2 separate regions of the Homo sapiens genome follow, and region 1 is linked to region 2. Evidence: chromatin loops called from intact Hi-C (ENCODE). Cell type or tissue: IMR-90. All regions are shown on one strand. Links, peaks and the distances in the headings refer to the core of each region. The heading gives the core; the rest is flanking DNA.

The links. A loop is a pair of places that touch in the nucleus more often than their neighbours do. Peaks named below come from ENCODE experiments on the same cell type or tissue, not always from the same donor. Only the 100,000 strongest peaks of a DNase experiment are listed, where the experiment ranks them.
Region 1: a loop joins it to region 2, with 4 times the contacts of the local background. A loop is called at or near these places in 1 of 110 quality-filtered maps.

Annotation. Positions count from the first base shown.
Region 1 is chr4:156,113,030-156,117,438 of GRCh38, forward strand. It overlaps LOC102724785 (a long non-coding RNA gene), which reads right to left. Exons shown (of 5, transcript XR_939394.2): 4 at 759-808. Among named protein-coding and RNA genes, the nearest start is that of CTSO, 160 kb to the left of the region's middle. In IMR-90, for the core only: no CTCF peak of the experiment used is centred there; a DNase peak (open chromatin) is centred at 2,532; H3K27ac peaks cover 324 bases.
Region 2 is chr4:155,401,506-155,405,914 of GRCh38, forward strand. No RefSeq gene overlaps it. Among named protein-coding and RNA genes, the nearest start is that of MAP9, 27 kb to the left of the region's middle. In IMR-90, for the core only: a CTCF peak has its summit at 2,566 (motif pointing right); DNase peaks (open chromatin) are centred at 2,576 and 3,746.

The sequences.
Region 1 (4,409 bases), core at 114-4,113, 710 kb after region 2:
TCAACACAGGTTTGACCACATGAAATTCCAGTCTGAAAATGACCATTAAGATTACAGTCGTTTATCCTTCTTAGGTAACTAATACCTGCTGTTTTTGACCAAAAGTGGGAACAAAAGATGAGCTTCCATATCCCTTGTATAATTTTGGAGCTCTTTATTTGTTTCTTTTGCCATGAGGAATTATTGGTCACTAGTCATCCCAAATACAACCTTCTACTTCAAATATAACCTCAAACTATGATAAAATACTTTTACCTCAAGGTGGAGCTGTTATATTTTCAGAAGAGAAAAAGACTCAACACCTTGGTCTTGTTCTAGAATTTTGTTACAATCCTGAGGAAATGTTATTTTTAATAAGAAATGACAGAAAAAAATGACCATTCCTTTTCTTCTCTCTCTTTTTCTAGAACACAGTGATTAATGTTAAAGTTACAAAAGAACACTGACCCACAGGATCATTTTGTGTGATGACATTGTCTGTTCATTCTGGCACAGGCTGTTTTGAGCATATTTGGCATGGAGCTTCTTTTGTGCAGCTGTATACAGACTATGCAAACATGGATAGAAAGGCATCAAAACCATAACTTGCCTTTGTCAGAGCTTCTAAAAACATGACACTTTATGAACCAAGTTTTGTTTCTGTGTTCTCTGTTGACCTAATTAGGGATATTCTAGACAATTACGGCAGCTTTCCAAGTAGATGTTATCCTGGATATATTCAATTCTAATATAGTTTTATGTCCTTTTAAAAAACTTACCAGAGCCAATTGTATCAGTAAATATCAGCAGTATCTGAGGTAAAGTTTAGCTGAATGAAATAAGAGCATAATAAAGCTTAATTCATCTGGTTCTTTTTTAAAACAATTCTGAGAATAAAGAAAGTCTTTAAGGGGCATTTATATCCTTGTTATATTTATTTTGAACTATTGAAAAAATGTAACTTCTACTCTAAAGGTGTGAATACCACACAAAATATTTCTTTGCATTTATTTTGCAGCTATTTTTAGCTGATGGAGAAGTCTCATTGAAGAACTTTCAGGGGCTTGGATCACAGAGAATATTCTCTTTTTAAATGAGGACTTCATAGGTTTCTCCCTGCCCGCACTATTTTTTTGATTGATAGAGAAAAAATCTTAACCTACAGGATTTTGCAAATCGTAAAAAGCTACATATAGAGTCACTATCACACTGCAGTAGAAATTATGCATTCTATAGCATGGATGGTGACAGCCATAAATATGACAATTAATATGCCTAATATATTGTCATAAAATGCTACAAAATTGTGGAAAATAATAAAAAATTAAAAATTAAAAAGTGGCATTTATTGAAGACAGTGTACTATTGTTTTTATTTATTTTACTTATTGATTTATTTTTTGAGACAGAGTCTTGCTCTGTCACTCAGGCTTGAGTACAGTGGTGCAATCTCAGCTCATTGAAGCCTGCATTTCCGGGGCTCAAGCGATCCTCCTGCCTCAGCCTCCTGAGTAGCTGGAACTACATGTGTGCACCACCACTCCCAACTAATTTTTTGTATTTTTAGTAGAGATGGTGTTTCACCATGTTGGCCAGGCTGGTCCTGAACTACTGACCTCAGGTGATCCGCCCCCCTCGGCCTCCCAAAGTGCTGGGATTACAGGCACAAGCCACCGCATCTGCTGACAGTGTATTATTAAAAACAAGAAATCTTAGGTACTTTGTGACACATCATAAATTTATAATACAAACACAATGTTCATGTTTTTGAAAAATAGGTAGATTTTAAAATGTGGTTTCATAATGCTTTGATGTCAGAGCTTCCCAGTGTGTCCTGATGGGAGCGGAGTGAGATAAAGGAGGAACAGAGCTTCTCATTTTCTCTCAGCTGCCTGATCCTAGTCTTTTCCAGAATTTCCAAATAAAACATGTTTGCTCCAAAATTAAGTCCAAATGTAACTTGATATACAAGCTATCCTTATACTCACTATACTTTTGTTCTATTTTGATTATTAAGTGAGTGATTTTTAAATCGACTTGGATTTCAATACCTATTTTGCTAATGAGATTATTCTGTTTTTAGTAGTGTCGAATTATCTTCACAAGAACAAAATATCTGAATCAAATTATAGAAATAAAGGCCAAAATATTGCACTGCTACTGACTTCAGGGTTGCTGAATCACTTGTAACAATGAATGTGATATTTTTATCAAAAGGTTCATGGGCAAACCCCAACAATCCCCTGGCAAAGTCTCAAGATGTCTTTAGTTTAAAAAAAAGTAAGAGGTCTATCATTAGATGCCACAGAACATGAAATCTCACCGAAAAGCAATGAATTTATTGTTTAAAAGAATATTCTGCCACTCGGCTTTTTACAAAGAATAGATACACTTTTAAATTCTAAAAATGTTAGAGAACTTTGCTATTCCATACCAAATCATTCTAAGATTGTTCCTTTGTAGTCTTTGCTATATTCTATAGCAGCACCATGAAACAGGACTTTCTGAAAACACTGAAATATTTCTATGACCTCACAAAATGAAGCCACTAGCTGTCTGTGACTACTGATCCCTGGAATGTGGTTAGTGTGCCTGAGGAACACATTTTAAAATTGAACTTCATTTTAGTTTTTAACTTAAACTTATCTTATGTATTTATTTTGAGGTGAAATCTTGCTCTTGTCACCCAGGCTGGAGTGCAGTGGCGCGATCTTGGCTCACTGCAACCTCTGCCTCCCGGGTTCAAGCAAGTCTCTTGCCTCAGCCTCCCAAGTAGCTGAGATTACAGGCACCGGCCACCATGCCTGGTTGATTTTTGTATTTTTAGTAGAGATGGGGTTTCACATTGTTGGTCAGGCTGGTTTCGAACTCCTGACCTCAGGTGATCTGCCCACCTTGACCTCCCAAAATGCTGGCATTACAGACGTGAGCCACCACACCTGGTCTTTAACTTAAATTTAAATGGTCACATGTGACTGGTTCCTATCCCATCGGAAGGTACAACTCTAGACACTCCATTATGAGAGTACTTCAGTGCTCTGTCTCCTCAACTCTACTCTTCTCCACACTCAACATCAACACATGCTAAAAAGATTTCTTTTCTGGGATATTAGACTTCAGATCTTGCTGATTTAAATAAATCTCACATTTTCAGGAATACAACCTGAGCATTATTCAAATAAATTGTATATTTGGAAGTGACAGTTCTAAGAAAATACTGCTGGTGAGTACTGTCTCTTCTATATAGTAAATTCCTCACTAATCCCAGATTTAAAGCTGATTTATTTCAAAATAAAATGAGTAGTATTTCTTTGTTGTTTTTCATTCTGCAGATGTAAAGACTTATCCAAATCCCCAGTCAATGGGTTTCTATTTTAAATGAATTCTGATTGAATTACTTATCCTTTTAACTATCCACAGGTGCCCCTGAAGAAACCTTTAACCTATAACTAAACTAAACATGTGTCATCTAGACATTCCTGAGAGCAGTAGCTTTTTTGGAGGCATTTCTCCTCAGGAGTTCTAATTCAGGTAGGGGCCATTTCACTGTCAGTCAAAGTGATATTAGACCTGAACACATTCCAGAACAGTAGTGATTATGGCTGATGGAAGTAGACACTTTTGAAATATTCTCACTTGTCAAATCAATTAAGAAAAGTTTTGGAATCTTATTGCTTAGCCATTTTAATTCAGATAAAAACTTTTGAAAAAGCTAACAGTAAAGTTTCTATAAGACTTTGAAAAAAATCATCTCTAATTCCTATGCTGGTTGATTATAGTTAAAATAAAGGCTTTGATTTAGAGTTGAATCTACTAGCACCTTTCTTCTGAAGCATTGTTATTAATTAGCCAATAATTTGCTAATTGACCTAAGCCAATTGGCTTGCCAGTCACATTTTAAAAATAAAGATTCTATATATTTAAATAGTAATAGTAATGATAATATATTGAGTATTTATTATGTCATAGCATATATTAAGTGCTGTTCCAAATATTGTATACATGAGTTATATATATTATATATATATAATGTGTATATACACACACACACACACACACACATGCACACACAAACTCATTTGTCACTGAAATGACACTGAGATACATATAATAACATTAGTTGCATTTTACAAATAGGAAGCTGAGCCACAGGGAATTTAAGCTGCTTATTTATGGCCTCAGAGATAGTAAGTGACAGCAGCAGAAGCCAAATTCAGGCAGTCAGCTAAAATCTGAGTTTGGATGCTGGTTCTTCAATTGACACTCTTTAAAGTAGAATTTTTCAAACCATGCTGTGCATACCAATTGCATTTTAAGATGTAAATTCTAATTCAGTAGATCAGGCATAGGACTTCAGAATATACAATTCTGATTTTTTAGTTTTGAAAAATAATGGTGTATATTTAAAGTGTACAACTTGATTTGATATAG
Region 2 (4,409 bases), core at 154-4,153:
CAACCTGGGCAACAGAGCCAGACTCTGTCTCTTAAAAACAAAAAAAAAAGTTTCTCCACCTCTAAGGGGCAGTTCTGTAAACTTGTGGCTGACAGATCACTCAAATCCAGGCAAGTAGCTTTTAATTAATTGAACCAGGATTGGACCCAGAGCCAGCGTTCTTAACTAACCCCTGTAGTTAACTCTCAGAAAAGTCCATGTTCTAATTCCCAGAACCTGTGAATGTGTTAACTTGCATTTCAAAAGAGACTTTGCAGGTGTGATTAAATTAAAGATCTCAAAATGGGGAGATTATGGATTATCAGAGTGGGCCCAGTGTAGTCACAGGGGTCCATACAATTGGAGTACAAGAGGGTAAGAATCAGAGAGGAGGTGTGACCACGATGGAAGCAGAAGTTGGGGTGATGCAGGGTCATGGCCCTTAGAAGCTAGGAAGGAGCAGGGAACGGATTCTCCCCTAAAGCCTCTAGAAGGAGTGCATCCCTGCTCATGCATTTCAGACTTGTGGTCTCTAGAACTGTCTGGAGATGGTGTTGTAAGACAGTAAATGACTATGGCAGCAATCAGATATTCATATAACCCCTACACTATATTTTCATATACCTGACTTTTTCAGTCAAGATTCTGGTGCTCAGAATGGGAAAAACATACAACTTTATGTTAATAAGTTGTATTTCTGTTGGTGCCTCCTACACATGGCAGGGAAGCAGGATTGATTATGGCCTGTGCAATTAATATTTTAACCTAGAGAAAAAATGGGAGAAAGCAGGAAATGTAATTAGACTGTGCCAAAGAAGTGTAATTTTGACAGTTGAGTTGGAAGATGAATGGTGGTTGTGGGGAGAAGAATTTGAAAGGAGGGTAGACAAAAAAAAATCACCCAAAAAGCTGTGGCATTTGCTCAGGAGAGATATGACATGCAGATGAAATTAGGCAATATCAGTGAATATAGAGAGGAATAGATACATTTTTAAACTATGGTAAATAGTACGATTGAAGTGTGTGCCGGGTGCAGGTAAAAAAGGAAGAGGGGACAGCATGATGTCAGACTGGGACTCCCTGAGTTGGAGGTGCCTGTGATATATGGGAGTGGTTGAGGGGCTGAGATTATAAGGGGAGTGAATACAGAAGGGAGCAGAGGATAGGACCCTAGGAAGCATCTATCAAGTTATGGGCAGAGGTTGTACGTAGCACAGAAAGGCAAGAAATTGCCAGGGAAATAGGAAGAGAACCAAAGAGGAGAATGGCTCACCAATAAGGGAGTGGCTCATGCTGCCTGTTAGTCAAGTAGAGAAGCAAACTAGATTTTTCCTTAGGAGGTCACTGGGATCTGTACCATGCCTAGGTAAGAGCAGTTTCAATAGAGGGATTAGAGAGAGGTGTGCTGGATCTCACACCTACTCAGCAGAGGCCCTTGTGCACTGGAGCTCATACCTACTCAGGAGAGTCTCTTGTGCACATCCAAGCCCAGCTCTGCATTCAATGACATCAGCTTTAGATCAGTGATGGTGGAATTACTTGAAATCAGCAAATGCTACAATGCTACAAATCAGGGTGTTCCCTTCTCACATCCTTCCCCATCCCAAGAGTTAAACATTCACCAGCTTCAACTGGGAGAGAAGAAAGCTGAAGCATGACTGATTAAGTCTGCAAGTGAATGGGAGATAAGGAAGTGGGGCTGAGGGAGTTCATTATCTTTCCAGACGTGAGTGGTGAAGGGAAAGCGCACAGTACAGTCACATCTTAAGACCCAGATAGGTTTGAAAGAACATTGCTTTTTCCTGGAAATGTCCCAGACAAGATTGATTATATAGCCTCTATTGTATCACTGAAGTTTTAAGGAATCTTTACTTTTAATGGCATCTCACATATATAAAACCACATTATTGTTATGTAAGAAATTAACCCAGTGCTTTCCTTCTTTCCTGATCGATTAGCACACACTGTCTTTTTGCATCATTTCTCCCATGTGTAGCTCCTCTGTTCATCCACCTTTCTGGAATTGCTTGGCTCCTTCCTGCTTTGTACATGATCCCTTTAAGACAAATCTAGTTTCACACACGAATGCAAATATACTTTTAGGCACTTTTTTGAAGAAGGATACAAGTGGATGCCCAGTTCTCTTTGTTTGTATGTTGGATTTCTGATTAAGATTTCCTAAATAAAGGGCCCCAAACTAATGTTTGAAAAAAAGGGGGGGGGAGGGTAAACATAGTTTCAAGTTTTTTTAATCACTTATTTACACGTTACTCTTTATTCAAATTGTTCTATTTTATCTGTTATCATTATATGCATTTGTAAGATTATGAGTTTTTGTGGAATTAAAATCCAGCACTGAAGAAAGCCCAGGCATTACTTAGTGGGAATTTCTTTGTAAAAAAATAATCCCATTCAGGATTCTCAAGGGAAGTCCAGAGCCCGACTGTAGGTTAATGAGAATAAAAGAAATGATTTAGCACGTGCATACAGCTAATTTGGCGTCAGCATTGTGCTCATGTAAGGATGTAATTATTCTTTTGTCTCTTCTGGGAAGCCCAGAGTATACGTTAATAATCAAGTTCCAGAAGATGGCAGCAAAGGATTTACTATCCAGAGGAAACATGAATGTAATCATTAGTATTCTTGAGATACTTCATTTTGCTTATAGTGATTAAAAGTTACATTGAAACAAAGCTATTTACATCATTTAATAAAGCTTTTTGAATGATTAGCTTTTTCTTTATATTAGAAAGTAGAAATTTACTAGTTTAATGTGTCAAGAAAATATTGTTTAAATCCATGTTTTTAAAAGACTTAATGTAAGCTGCTCACCTCCCAATCCTTTCCCCACCCGCCCAAACTCAACCAGGATCATTGTTCATAGTTAGGGTTCTTTCCCATACTTTTATCCTCTATGCACAAAAATGGTCATATTACATATATTATTCTATAACCTGGTCTTGCCATTTGAAAATCTTTCCATGTTAATCAAAAACTGAATTGTGCATTATTTTATGGTTATATAATTTTATGTATATATTTATAAGTATGGTTGTTTTCAGGTTGCATGAGCAGCCTTGTGGTACATGTAGTTGTTTATTTAGAATACATCCTAGAGGTAGAATAATCAGGTTAAAGTATATGAAAATTAACTGCAGTTATCCTTCCTGCCAAAATGCCTTCCAGGAAAGTCTTTACAATATACATTCCTGTGAATATCATGAGAATGGTTTTTTACCTAAATTTACTCATTAGATACCCTTATTTCACGCTTAGAAGATGGAATTTTATTTCCCAAATTTTATTCTCATTTTATTTTATGCAACTCTACTTACTGTCTCCTTTAAACATCCTTTCATCTATTGTCTCAAAGTAAAAACTAGATATGAAATAAAAACATAAAAGTAAAATGTTATTTTATTTTGTTTTCAAAGTGAAACATTAAAGAAAAAAGACATTATTTAAGTGTAACTGGGAAATGCTCTTTTGTGGGCAAAAATAAATCATTTTAAATTTAATTTATTCCTGTAGCTATTATTCCTAGCATTAGGAAGATACGATTTAATAAAGTACTCTTGAGGAAATTCATTAGGTCACAGGAACTAACATGAAAGCTCTTTATATTTAAAACAGGCAATAATGCTAAGGCATTACTAAATATGTAACTTCAAAGGCACTACATTGCCCAATCACGTACTCCATTTTAGGCATTTTATATACATACACTGTAGCCAAACTTGAGTAAACTTTGATAAAAATTTTCTATTATGCAAGTTTCTTAACCTTAAAATGAACTTCTGTGATTCTTAAGTAAATATTATAGGGTGATGCTTTTATTCTTTGGGCTGGATCCAGATGTCAACTTTTCGTTTTATAACAGCATGTTCTTTGCAACTCATAGCCAACTAATTTTTTCTAGTATGGACAAAGAACAAAGAATGTGCCCTGTAAAAATTTTGTACAAACTTATTTTTCCTGCATTATATATTACGTCTCCTTCTCTTTGTGATTAAAGCCCACGAATATTTTCTTTTGAAAAGTCAATATTATATCTGTTAGATAAGACAAATTTTCCCTATTATCTAACAGCAAATCTGCTTCTTTCTGTTTTTTTTTTTTATTTTAATGTTTTCTGTTTTGTTTTAAAACTTGGAGTGATATGTGTCTGAGATTGGTAGGTGTTGAGAAAAAAATCTGTAATATCTGAAAAGGTATAGATAGTACAAATTTTTTTTGAGAGGGTTTATATTTCAAAAGCCAAATCTTTTGAAAGTTTGGACCCACATTTTAAAAACTCACTGTTTTAAATGAAGTTAGACAATGAAGTAATGAGACATGATTTTGCATCTAGCTTATGAACATCAGTCATATTCAAATGTGCTTTAGACTATTTTGTTTTAGACAAAGCAATTCAAGAATATTATGTCTCA